Linked DNA regions of Mus musculus: region 2 is linked to region 1. A link is a contact called in ENCODE Hi-C or POLR2A ChIA-PET data. All regions are on one chromosome and are shown on one strand. The core of a region is the stretch at or near the end of the contact, and the rest is flanking DNA. Distances in the headings are between cores, read along the strand shown. Region 1 holds the start of Pde5a (phosphodiesterase 5A, cGMP-specific). Region 2 holds the start of 1810037I17Rik (RIKEN cDNA 1810037I17 gene).

The links. Hi-C counts contacts between places; a loop is a spot of excess contacts on that map. ChIA-PET counts read pairs that join two places held with the same protein, here RNA polymerase II (POLR2A).
Region 2: a map of T-helper 2 cell shows a loop between it and region 1 (2.6-fold over the local background). The contact joins the promoter of 1810037I17Rik here to the promoter of Pde5a in region 1. A Hi-C loop is called at or near these places in 1 of 37 maps with a recorded cell type or tissue (T-helper 2 cell). POLR2A ChIA-PET finds 5 or more read pairs at or near these places in 1 of 5 experiments (Patski).

What each region holds. Positions count from the first base shown.
Region 1 is chr3:122,725,771-122,731,935 of GRCm38, forward strand. Pde5a (phosphodiesterase 5A, cGMP-specific) reads left to right here and starts at 3,388. Exons shown (of 21, transcript NM_153422.2): 1 at 3,388-3,597. The coding sequence starts at 3,476.
Region 2 is chr3:122,922,712-122,928,576 of GRCm38, forward strand. It overlaps 1810037I17Rik (RIKEN cDNA 1810037I17 gene), which reads left to right and starts at 1,686. Exons shown (of 2, transcript NM_024461.2): 1 at 1,686-1,945; 2 at 2,768-3,483. The coding sequence starts at 1,749. The coding sequence ends at 2,768. It overlaps 4933405D12Rik (RIKEN cDNA 4933405D12 gene), which reads right to left and starts at 1,405. Exons shown (of 6, transcript NR_046036.1): 1 at 1,352-1,405.

The sequences.
Region 1 (6,165 bases), core at 2,138-4,637:
TAAAGAGTTGAGGCCATTGGTAATGATTACTAAAAGACATGTAGCTGAATGTGGAGGCATGTGTTTTTAATCCCAGCACTCATGAGGCAGAGGCAAGTTGATCTCTATGAGTTAGAGGCCAGCTGCGTCTATATAGCCAGACCAGGCCAAAGTTGTATAGTGAGATCCTATCTTAGACAACAACAACAACAACAACAGCAACAAAACAACCCCCCCCCCAAAAAAAACAAAAATACCCCAGGGAAAGGTATATGTAGATTGTAGTGATTGTGTGTGTGTGTGTGTGTGTGTGTGTGTGTGTATGTTTGCTTCTGCTTTGTACTGTTTAATTATAGCTTCTTTTGTTCTCTTTGTGTGGTTGCTTGGTTGTGCTAATTCCTCTCTTCAGTCTTAAGCATTGCTTCTAGTATTCTCTCTACAATTGTTTTCGTGGACATGAATTTTTAAAAAGCTGTTTGTATCAAAGACAGTTTTTTTTTTTCCTTCTTCCATACTTGCAAATAGTTTTGCTGGGTATAGTAGTCTATGTTGGCAGTCAAGGATTCTTAGAATTAGGATTTCATTGATCCACACTCTTCTGGATTTTAAAGTTCCCATTGAGAATTAAGCTGCTTTTCTGGTGACTTTCTCTTTACATGTGACTTGTGTTTTTTTCTTTCCTCTCTTGTAGTTTTCAATAATCTTTTTTGTGCTGCATATTTAGCATTTTATTTATAATGTGATGTGGGGTTTTTTTTGTAGTCTTTTCAATGTAATGTTCTGTGTGCTTCTTGTATCTGTATGGATGTTTCTATATGGGAAAGTTTTCTTCTATGATCTTTCTAATCTATACATGAAAATTCAAGGAATTACTCTTACCATGGTGTTAGTGTTATACACTTTCTGCATATTCATTTTCTGTACTTGAAATTTTTTCCACCATCTTTGATTGCTTTGTCTAATCTTCAATCTATTCTGTTTGTAAGGCTGTCTCTTGAGTTCTTTAGTCAGGTTATTGAGTTTTTTCCATTGTGTTTACACTTTAGCAGGAATTCTCTTCAATATTGCTATCTCCTTATTTAATCCTGATTTCAAACCCTAAATTGTCTTTGTAATTTCTTTCAGGTATATATTGCTATTTTCTTGAATGTCACTCAGGCATTTATTGTTATCTCAAAGTTCAATGTGGCGCCTGTGTCTTCTTTAATTTTCTTGAATTCTTTGATAAAGTTTATGATTGTTCTTTTAAATGTTGTGTTCTGAGGTTCATCGAAGTAATTCTTAGTAGAAAACATTTCTATAGGACTACTGTGTTCGAAGGGACACATAGCATCTTGGCTGTTTATATTGTGCTTGTAATGTGACTTGTGAGTGTGACCTTCTTTCTTTGGTTGTGTTTGAGGTAAGAATTTGTCCTGTCTTAGACTGGGCCGGTGCAGTGGCTGGGTGACTTAGCTGGCGCATGAATTCTTTGATTGGACTAGAACGAGCAAAGGTGGTATTGGAACCTTGTCCTGCACTAGCCCTGTGGGTGTGGATATGGCGAGACTGGTGGGACAGAGGAGGAGAGATTTATCAGGCAAAGCTGGCTGTTGGCCACAGGTCTGGAGGTAGAAGTGGAGATAGCAGAGAAGAGAGGGAAGAAATGACTTAACCAGCAAAGACAGCTTTGGAACTGAACCCCAACTTATGGAATAGAAGGAAGGACTCTTTTTATTGGATATTTTCTTTATTTGCATTTCAAATATTGTCACCCCCTGCCCCCGAAGCCCCCTATCCCATTCCCCCTCCTCCTGCATCTATGAGGCTGTTCCCCAACCCACCCACTTCTGCCTACTCGCCCTAGCCTACAGGACCAAGGGCCTCCTCTTCTTCCGTTGATGTCCGACAAGGCCATCCTCTGCTACATATGAGGCTGGAGCCATGGGTCCCTTCATATGTACTCCTTGGTTGGTGGTTTAGTCCCTGGGAGCTTGGGGGGGGGGTCGGGTGAAGGAAGAACTCTTTTTTTTTTTTTTTTATATTTATTTATTTATTATATGTAAGTACACTGTAGCTGTCCTCAGACACTCCAGAAGAGGGAGTCAGATCTTGTTATGGATGGTTGTGAGCCACCATGTGGTTGCTGGGATTTGAACTCCTGACCTTCGGAAGAGCAGTCGGGTGCTCTTACCCACTGAGCCATCTCACCAGCCCCCGAAGGAAGAACTCTTAACCACTCAGCCAGAATGAAGTGTCAATATGAACTTTGGAGGGAGCGGGCACAAACAGTTAAGGCCCAATTTCTAGCTATTATCCCAGAGTTCAGTTTTAAATCAGGTGACTTCCTGGTAGGAGGAATGTGTAGATATGGGGTGGGGGTGGGGTTCACCAACAAGGGGAAACTCCCTATTCGCTAAGCATATTTAATGTCATAGTAACATATCAGGAGAGAACTGTCATTTTAAAATCTAATATAATTTATCATGTGTTGCTTTGGTCATGGAATTTTATCACAGCAATAAGCAATGTAAGGCAATACTATTTCTGAGGTATCGATGCCAGTTAAATACAAATGAGTTCATTTTAAATCAGGCTAACTGGGTGTTCCCAGTTGTACATGGGTAGCTAGTGTTAGGGTTCGTAAGTCAGCAGAATCGTGTAGAGGTAGTCTTAGCTTCAAAATTCACAGGCCAAGGACAGGTGGTTGTCATTTTTATGTCCTATGTCTAACCGAATCTTGCGCTTCCATAAGGAGGGTCTTTGGTGTATGAATCAATGATTACAACTGATGTTAGCCTTAAGCTCGGATGTGGTTTTGATGGAAGCCACTGTGTCCCGTACCTGCAGGTTTGTCATAGCGGTTTCTTCCTCATGTCTCTCCCTAGCTTGTAGGGTTGGAGTGCTTTCCGGAGTCACTGGGAGGGCTGCTGTGAGGGAGATAGGTTCTGGGTCCTCTCCACCAAGAGTTGCTTAAGGAGAAAAGTGAGGTGGGGCTGTCCCTGTACTACTAAGAACGAAGAAAAACAATCACGTTAACTTTTTCCCACACTTTCTAGTGAAGCTCCTGCCTCTTGCCTTCTGGACTGTAGATGAGTCCTCACTGTGATCTTTCTGTCCTAGAGTTGGTTGGTTGGGAATTGCAAATCCACCCACTGTCACCTTTGCGCATAGAGGGAAGCTGACTCGGCCCACAGCGCACCCCAGCGGCGGTCTGGAGTCCTTCTAGCCTTGGCCACTTGGCTTCCGGAGGGCTCGCCAGTCAGCGCCGAGGCAGATGCAGAAAGCCGGTTTCCGCGGGACCCCAAGGAGGACGCCCGCCACCTGGGAACCTCGGGGACCTGGAGGGGCGGGGCTGAGCGAGCTCCGGGGCCGGCCCGCGTCTCTGTGGCTTCGCTGAGACACTGCAGGGACGAATAAAGGCAAAAGGGGAGGGTCTCGAACACTGTCCTGCTCCTCTGAGAGAGAGAGGTGGAAATCCGGCACCTCCGAGCCGCAGAGACGCGCGGCAAGCACCATGGAACGAGCGGGCCCCAACTCCGTGCGGTCGCAGCAGCAGCGGGACCCGGACTGGGTGGAAGCGTGGCTGGATGATCACCGGGACTTTACCTTCTCTTACTTTATTAGAAAGGCCACCAGGTAAGAAGAGGAGCCACAAAGGACACAGCCAGGGACATGAAGCGTGACCTGAGGCTGATCTCTCTCCCCCACCATTGAATTTTCCCCTCGATCCAACATTAAACAATCCCCGTTCCCAGGCCCTTTGCTTCGGAAGTAGCTTCTCGGTCCCAGTACGGACTGGAGTCCTCTACTTAAAGGGAGCACAGTTGAGAAGCGAGGCGTCGGATTAGAAAGGACTTGCCCACGAAGTTAAAAACAAAAGCGTACACCCGGCCCTGGAGCAAGATTACTCTCCCGGGCCTTCTCCCCTCCCCTCTACTCTCCCGGTTTCCCTCCCAAACCCGCTTAGCAAAAACCAAAACAAGCCAGAGCCCCTTCCCAGCGGCTCCGGAAGCACCACTGCGGGCGCGTCCCTGTGGTCGTGCTCCTCCCCTGCCCGGCTTGCTCTGACCCTGGAGGGGCGGGGAAGCCGGGGGGGTCTGGACCAGGCCACCGGGAAGCCTGGGTGCCGCAGCTTGCCCGGGTCGCCCCCAGTGAGGACTGTCGCCTTTGGTCCCCCAATAGTCCTCTGGTCATCCCTCTTCTGGCTGCGTCGCCGCAAGGAGGATTTTCGCGGAGCTTTGCGGCGCGCACACAAAGGGCGGGAGGGAGGCGGCCCGGGCGGACTCGGGGACCCGGGGACCCGGAGCACCCCAGAGGCCAGTTCTTCCTGGTCTCGAGCCAAACGCCGGGAGGCCGCTGCGGAGGGCGTGGAGAAGGGAGCCTGTCCTTTAGGATCCGACTGCTGCACGGGCAGTCGGGGCTCGCGCAGACTTGAGAGTGGAGCGGAGGGACGAGAGGGTGGAGCGGAGTGCGTGGCGGGCGGGTCCCCCGAAGCTCGAGGAGTCGCCGTGAAGCCCGCGCGCGCGCTTGCCTCCGGCGCGCCGATCTGGGCTGAACTAACCAGCTCTGCTTTGGAGAAGGGGCTGGAGCCCCGCCACCGGCGCCTTGGGGCAACGGCCGTCGAGCAGCTGGTGCTGGCCGCCCGAGCCGGGAGGGCGACTCTCGCCGGGCGGGGATGGTGGACGAGCCGGTGGGGACTCGCCCGAGCGCGGCCGCCACTCGGCCGGGCGCTGCCCGCCAGGGGGCGACGCAACGCGGGGTCCGCAGCCGGCGACCCGCAGCGAAGAGGCGGCGGGGGCAGTAGGGGAGCCGGTCGGGCACTCACGGAACTCCGTCGGCCCCCAGAGTCTCCCGAGTCCACCATCCGAGGAGTTCGCAAACGAGCGCCCCACCTTTGCTATGTTGCCCTTTGGAGACAAAACGAGGTACTTCCTTCAACATCCCGCTGGCCACTTTGTCTGGGGAAGGGCTGCGGGGGTTAGCGGCTGGCGGGGGCACCCCTCACACCTGCGGGAGATGAAGCCGCCCGATAGACGGGCAGTATGACTTTGTCTCACCTTGCTTTTTCACGGAGATACTACATGGGGGTCAGTTTTCTCTCTTTTCTCACGGAGCCTCTTCTGGACAGTTTTGGCGTTTTGCTTGTGAGTCTAGCCTTTCATGGCTGAGCGCTCTCTCCAGCCCAGATATACTCTAAGTACCCAGCCCTCCTTTCACCTCCCACCCCCATTATTAAGCCTTTCCCCATCAAATTCTGAGCATAGAGGGATCGGATGATAACACAGAAAGTAGAGCGGTTTCTTTTTAAAACATTACAGGAAGTTTGAGCCGAAGCACCAAGACAGACCATCTCGACCTAGAATTATCTTGCTGGGAACCACCAGTTTCCAGGGGTCACTAGTTACTCTTGAGACCTTCTGTCTCCCGTGTCCTTTCACTGTACACTCCCATCCTCTGCTCCCTTTGAATTAGAGCACAGAAAATGGGGAGGGGCCAGAGAGCAGGGCTGAGTTTTAAAGTATGCTTTGGAGATGTTCTTTAGATGGGCTGTTGTTAACAGTTGAAAGCTAAAAATACAGCAAAAATGACCCGTTCTTTGTTTTACCCTCTCCGCTTTAAAGACAAACTATGGATAGCTTACTGGAGGTTTTTGAGTGGTCCTAGGCTAGGGCACTGTTAAACCTTCCAAAAACCTTGAAAGAGTAGCAACATTGTAGTTGAAAGTAAAAAAGAGTCCTTTGATACATTTACTATTAATTTTTCCCCCTCTCAAGTAGAAATTAAAATTACAAATAAAAATACAATTAAAGCCTCAATTACAATGCTAACTGTAAAATTAGATATTCTGAGGCCCCAAAAGACTTTTTCAAGTTAGGACATTATGTGTGTGCTGTGTGCATGTCCGTGTGTGTGTGTGTGTGTATGTGTATGTGTGTGTGTTAAGAGTGCAATTTGGAAGATGAAAGTGTAAAATGCTTTAAAATAATTCAGGCCTTCATATTTTTAAAAGGAGAAAGTTCAGAAAGTTATTGACATAAAGAACAACAATCTAGGAATATGTAGGCTGAGGGCCTTCTGCGTGGAATTGAACAAAGGGATGAACGGAAGCTTTTCAGTCGTCACAGCCCATTTGTATGAATTTGAGTGTGAAAGTTGAACAAGTTATAACATCATCTGTTGGCATGAAAATTAACATCGTTTTCC
Region 2 (5,865 bases), core at 436-2,935, 200 kb after region 1:
GCTTCACAGAACCAAGAAAGTAATAAAACAAGGCAAGCCCAAAATACACTGGTGGGTACTTTAGAAAGGCTGATTTAGGAAAGGAGAAAGCTCTTCTGTAAGCCCACGATGCTATCAGGGCTACTTGGTTGGTATAAGTTAGTGGGCTGCTAAGTTAGTAGACTCCAACAGGTTTTTATCTAATGGTTACAGGATATTCTGACATAGAGTTGAGTGGCTTATTAAAATACTCCCATGAAATACCTATGTAAATTCCACGCTTTACCTTATCTGAGCCTTCTGAAAATTCGTGACTGTAATTGAGACAGGCTAATTCCATGACAGACTTCTAATTGGCAGTTCCTGGGATTAGGCCTAAAATCCTAGGCTTCAGGCAGCTAGTCAGAAAGTGCCCTACCATCAGAAACGACCCCCCCCCCCCCAAAAAAAAAAAACCCAACCTGGCCTGAAGCAAGGACAATGGGTTTTCAGCCCTCACACCCAGGCAATAGTTTCAGAATGTCCTTAAGAGAGAGTAGATAAGGCCACCTACCCCAGGATTCCTCAGGCAAGTTTCTAGCCACCACACCAAGGTTATGCTTCTGGAATGCCCGAGATAAGAGTAAGACAAAGCCCATCTATCCGAGAATTCCCCCAATGTGCAGCGAGCATACTTGGTAATGGGAGACTCCAGCATGCTGGACTTCGACAAAATAAAACACTCTGTGTGTTTACAAACTACTTGAGTCTGGAGTATCATTCTTCAGCGAATCATGGACCCTTACAACGTCCACCTCATCAAAACTGTTTCAAAAATTATGAGCAAATCGCTCAAGTCTGTACAAAATCATCCAAAGTTCTCAAACTGTACACACTTCCCAAACATGTAAGAAACCAAAAAGTTTACGTGTATTGGAGAGATGATTCTACGGGGTCTGCCAACCTTTTTACATTGTCACACAATGTTGTCGTCTCCAAAGTTATTATCAGAGAATCTCACGATCTAGTTTTTTAAAAGGAAGGAAGAAAGAAAGAAAGAGAGAGAGGGAGGGAGGGAGGGAGGGAGGGAGGGAGGAAGGAAGGAAGGAAGGGAAGGAAGGAAGGAAGGAAGGAAGGAAGGAAAGGAAGGAAGGAAGGAAGGAAGGAAGGAAGGAAGGAAGAAGGGAGGAAGAAAGAAAAACATCCCCCCACACGCTCATGTTTATAAAAAGACTACTTTTGTGGGTGGGCAAGGCTGGAATCCTTTGAGGCGGTTCCTGAAGTTCTGGCATCATCTCAGAGAAAAGGAGTTGAGACAGTTTTCATCCCAGAAACCGGGAGAACCAGTAATGCACCCTGCAAGGCAGCGTTTGAGCTACGTGAGAGAGCTCACCTGCACCTTAGAAACCACCTCTGAACACCGCAAGGGGACACCCCACCAGGAAGCAACGGGGCGGGGCACAGAGCGCATGCGTGCGGTCGGGGAGGCGGGGCAGACACCTTCGCCAAGTTCGGGGGGCGAGGAGGGGTGGTGGAACAGAGCGCCTGCGCCAAGAGCAGCCGGCCCAGCGGAGTCTGCGCGTTCCCGGGAATGCCGAAGAAGGCGAATTCCTAGAAAGGGAGGACGCCTGCGCAGTCCGGAAGGCGGGGACGCGGGGGCGGGGCGGGGCGCGGCGGCGGGGGCGGGGCGCCTAGTCGATTGGCGGGGTTACCCGGAATTGGTTGCTAGACTGGGCGCGAAGCGGTCTTCAGGTTTGGTCTCAGTTGCGCGGAAGTGAAACGACGCGGAGATGGAGGTGAGCCAGGCGGCGTCTGGTACCGACGGTGTCCGGGAACGGAGGGGCTCGTTCGAAGCTGGAAGGAGGAACCAAGATGAGGCACCTCAGTCCGGGATGAACGGGCTTCCGAAACACTCCTACTGGCTGGATCTCTGGCTCTTCATCCTTTTCGACCTGGCCTTGTTCGTCTTCGTGTACCTCTTGCCCTGGTGAGTATCCTGAGTTGCAGAGTTGAAGAGCTTAGGAAGCTGGCGGCTGCTTCAGTCTTCTCGGAGAGGGAGGGAGGGACGGCAGCTAGAGATGGCGGAGTTGGAAGAGCGAAAATGGATTTCCTTGACACCCCAGTGGCAAGAGGAGTGTGGAGAAAACTTGACTTCCCATATTTGTCTGTTTCATCACCACAAACGAACTGTTAAGTGTTAGAAACCTATACCCATAATTAGATCTATCGTAAATAATAAAAAATAATTACTAAAAACTAATAAAAATAAAAGTAAATAAATATCGTAAGTAATAAAAAATAGAGCATGACAGGTTAAATGTGATTATATCTAAAGTGATTTGAGTGTTGTGCGCCTGCTTAAAATGCTTAGCCCAAAGCAAGCCTTGTAAACTTAACTTGTCCATAACTTATGCAGATAAACGCGTATTATCTTCCAGAGTATCCCCAGTCCTACATCTGTCAAAGAATGGAGTATCTTGGGTTTCTTTGGCTCTCATTTTTTCGGTTTTGTGGCAAATTAGAAGGCAGAGAATGGGGGGGGGGTTTGAAAAGATAAACAGTTTTTTGATAAAAACTCGTTAAGTCATTTTGGTATAGACATTTCAAGAACAGTGATTTATTATTTAGTTATTTTTAATGATCTCATTTTCACCTCTGGGTAGAAAATTCATGACTTAATAATGTAGGCCTTTAGTTTTCCTTATCAATAGTGTAAATTATGTAGGGATAGGCTAGCAGTATCTATGTTCAGCGTCCCACTAAATGTCAAAATAAGCAGATGAAGGAAACAAGTATTTGGTTTTTACAGACCGGTTTGCTGAGTCAAGAATGGGGCTTCTGGAGTGAATCTTGAAAACGACTATAGACTCTTGAATGAAGAGGACTCCAGCAGCTGACTTCGGCACCTCTATCTAACCTTTTCTTCAGCCCTTGACCTCACTAAAGTACTATCATATGTTTAAAACCTGTTTTTCATGGTTGAAGTAATGATTGTAGCTAAATGATAGATAATATATATTTTTAATAATGTCTGTAACTTAAGTACTTATGGGAAATAAATGTATGTAAAAAAAAAAAGTTATCTTTGTGAAGCTTACTTTCTCAAATATTGTTTTAAAACTATGCTATTATAAAATAATTATCTAGAGTTGAATAGGTAGCACTTACTCAGAAAGGCCACAGTCCCAAAGCAGCTACTAGAAACATTTTGGAAGCTGTTCCTTGTCATCTTAAGACCTGGGTGATTAGAAATTCTTTACTGTTGGTTTTAGTGCTATTCAGTATATGAGAACTGTCTAAAATACTCAGAGGGGGTGTTCTTCTCCCTTATAATTCACACTATTTGGTGAACTGTTTACAGTTGTCTTAAGATACTGTTGCATTTGCTTGGGTAATTTTTGTGCAAGGTGTAACTGAAGTATGCGTATTAGCACACAGGGCCGAGGTGACTCTTGAGTTCACCACACTCTGGGACCTGCTTACTAATTTTCTCTAATAAATGTTTAATCACTGAATTTAGTTTCACACTGTGTCAGATTCTCTGGTGGTAGAGTGGGGAGGTTAATAGCTTGCCATTAGGTCACACAAGTACTTTATTCTCTTGAGCCCCAGGCCAGCCCACCACAGCTGTCAGCTAACTGGACATTTCTAGGATGGAGACCTTAGTATGATGGTGAATTTTTGGGTCACTTTGGGCTAAGGGATCCATGACAGATGGCAAAACATTATTCCTGGGTCTGTCTGTGTTTCAGGAATAGGAGCTGATATGCTGGGAAAATAGTAAAGGAAGCCTCCCTGATGTGAGACCAGTCACCCCACCCCACCCCTTTTAGAACATGGATGAGAAGGCAGATGTCTCTGCTGGAACATCTATTTGTGTGGATACCATCCTGAGACGAGTGAAGGCTGTGCTGAGGGAGTCTGGCCTCAGAACACAACAGCAGAGTAGGCTCTGCGGGACAAGCCGGCTCAGAGAACAGCTCTGCCTCCAAGCAGGGCTATTCTGACCTTGGAGTTAACCAAAATGGGCCCCAGCTGGGACAATGACCCACTGCCTTAATGCCTCTGTGGTGTACCCCTCCCCTTAGAATAGCTCCCTTGAAAGTGTTTCTCATTCCTCTCAAGTCCACTGAAGCTGTACAGCTATATTTAATAAACTCTACTCCAGCCCTTTTCATTACTTTCCCCGTTGCCCAGGTTGCCAGCCTTTCAGCTACTTCCAGGAATGGGCTCTGCGCGGACATCAGTACTTGCAGATCTGAGTTCTCAGACTCTGGCCAGTCCCTGAGGTTTGGACTAGAACTCAAACTTCCCTAGGCTTCAAGCCTACAGTAGATGGATAGACATAGATAGACAGATAGACAGACAGACAGACAGATAGATAAATAGATAGATGATGGATTTCTGAGGTTTGTGTAAGACAATTTCTTGTGATAATTTCTCTCTATAATAGTGCTCTTTCCAAAGAACTCAAGTCCAGTTAATACACAATTATAATTGCCACAAAGGAACAGCATGCAGGCTCCAACTCCTATAGATAACTGAGAATGTTTTTTTTTTAGTAAACTAGAAATAAATGGGCTTTTCAAGGCAAGCTGCAAATTTGTTCTCATCAAAGCAAAAAGTAAGCTGGTAAGTTCCTTAGTAAATTCACAGTTGGTTTCTAAACATGAAGTAGCTTCTGATGGTTGCATTTGAATTGGCTTAAGTCTTGGAGGAACTTGTTAGGGAGGCATTAACCTTGAGTTACAGGATGAAAGTGAAGAGCTCCAAGTACTGGGCACTGAACAAGCTATGTTTGGAAGTCAGGAATAAAACAAGGCTGGGCATGGGCCAGATACCTGCTATAAGGCTTTTTAGTCAAGAATGGATTTTGCTTTTGCTTTTACATTTGATTTTGTTTCCTGAGACAGGGTCTTACTGTGTGGCCCTGTACACAGCTTTGCAGACCAGGTTGGCCTTGAACTCAGAAAGATCCACCTGCCTCTGCCTACCCAGTGCTGGGATTAAAGGCGCCCAGCTGGTTTTCTTTTTGTTAACAATTTGAAGTGCTTAGAAAACAATTTCATATTACATGAAAAGCACATCTAATCTAGATTTGATGTTGGTAAACTTTTATTGAAAAACAGCCCTTGACAAGGGAGCTAAAACCATCCAGTGGAAAAAAGCATTTTCAACAAATGGTGCTGGCACAACTGGCGGTTATCATGTAGAAGAATGCGGAATTGATCCATTCCTATCTCCTTGTACTAAGGGCAAATCTAAGTGGATCAAGGAACTCCACATAAAACCAGAGACACTGAAACTTATAGAGGAGAAAGTGGGGAAAAGCCTCGAAGATATAGGCACAGGGGAAAAAATTCCTGAATAGAACAGCAATGGCTTGTGCTGTAAGATCGAGAATAGACAAATGGGACCTCATAAAATTGCAAAGCTTCTGTAAGGCAAAAGACACCGTCAATAAGACAAAAAGGCCACCAGCAGATTGGGAAAGGATCTTTTTTTTTTTTTTTTTTTTTTTTTTTTTTTTTTTTTTTTTTTTATTTATTTATTATATGTAAGTACACTGTAGCTGTCTTTAGACACACCAGAAGAGGGAGTCAGATCTCATTACGGATGGTTGTGAGCCACCATGTGGTTGCTGGGATTTGAACTTCTGACCTTCGGAAGAGCAGTCGGGTGCTCTTACCCACTGAGCCATCTCACCAGCCCAAGGATCTTTACCTATACTAAATCAGATAGGGGACTAATATCCAATATATACAAAGAGCTCAAGAAGCTGGACCCCAGAAAATCAAATAACCCCATTAAAAAATGGGGCTCAGAGCTAAACAAAGAATTCTCACCTGAGGAATACCGAATGGCTGAGAAGCACCTGAAAAAATGTTCAACATCCTTAATCATCAG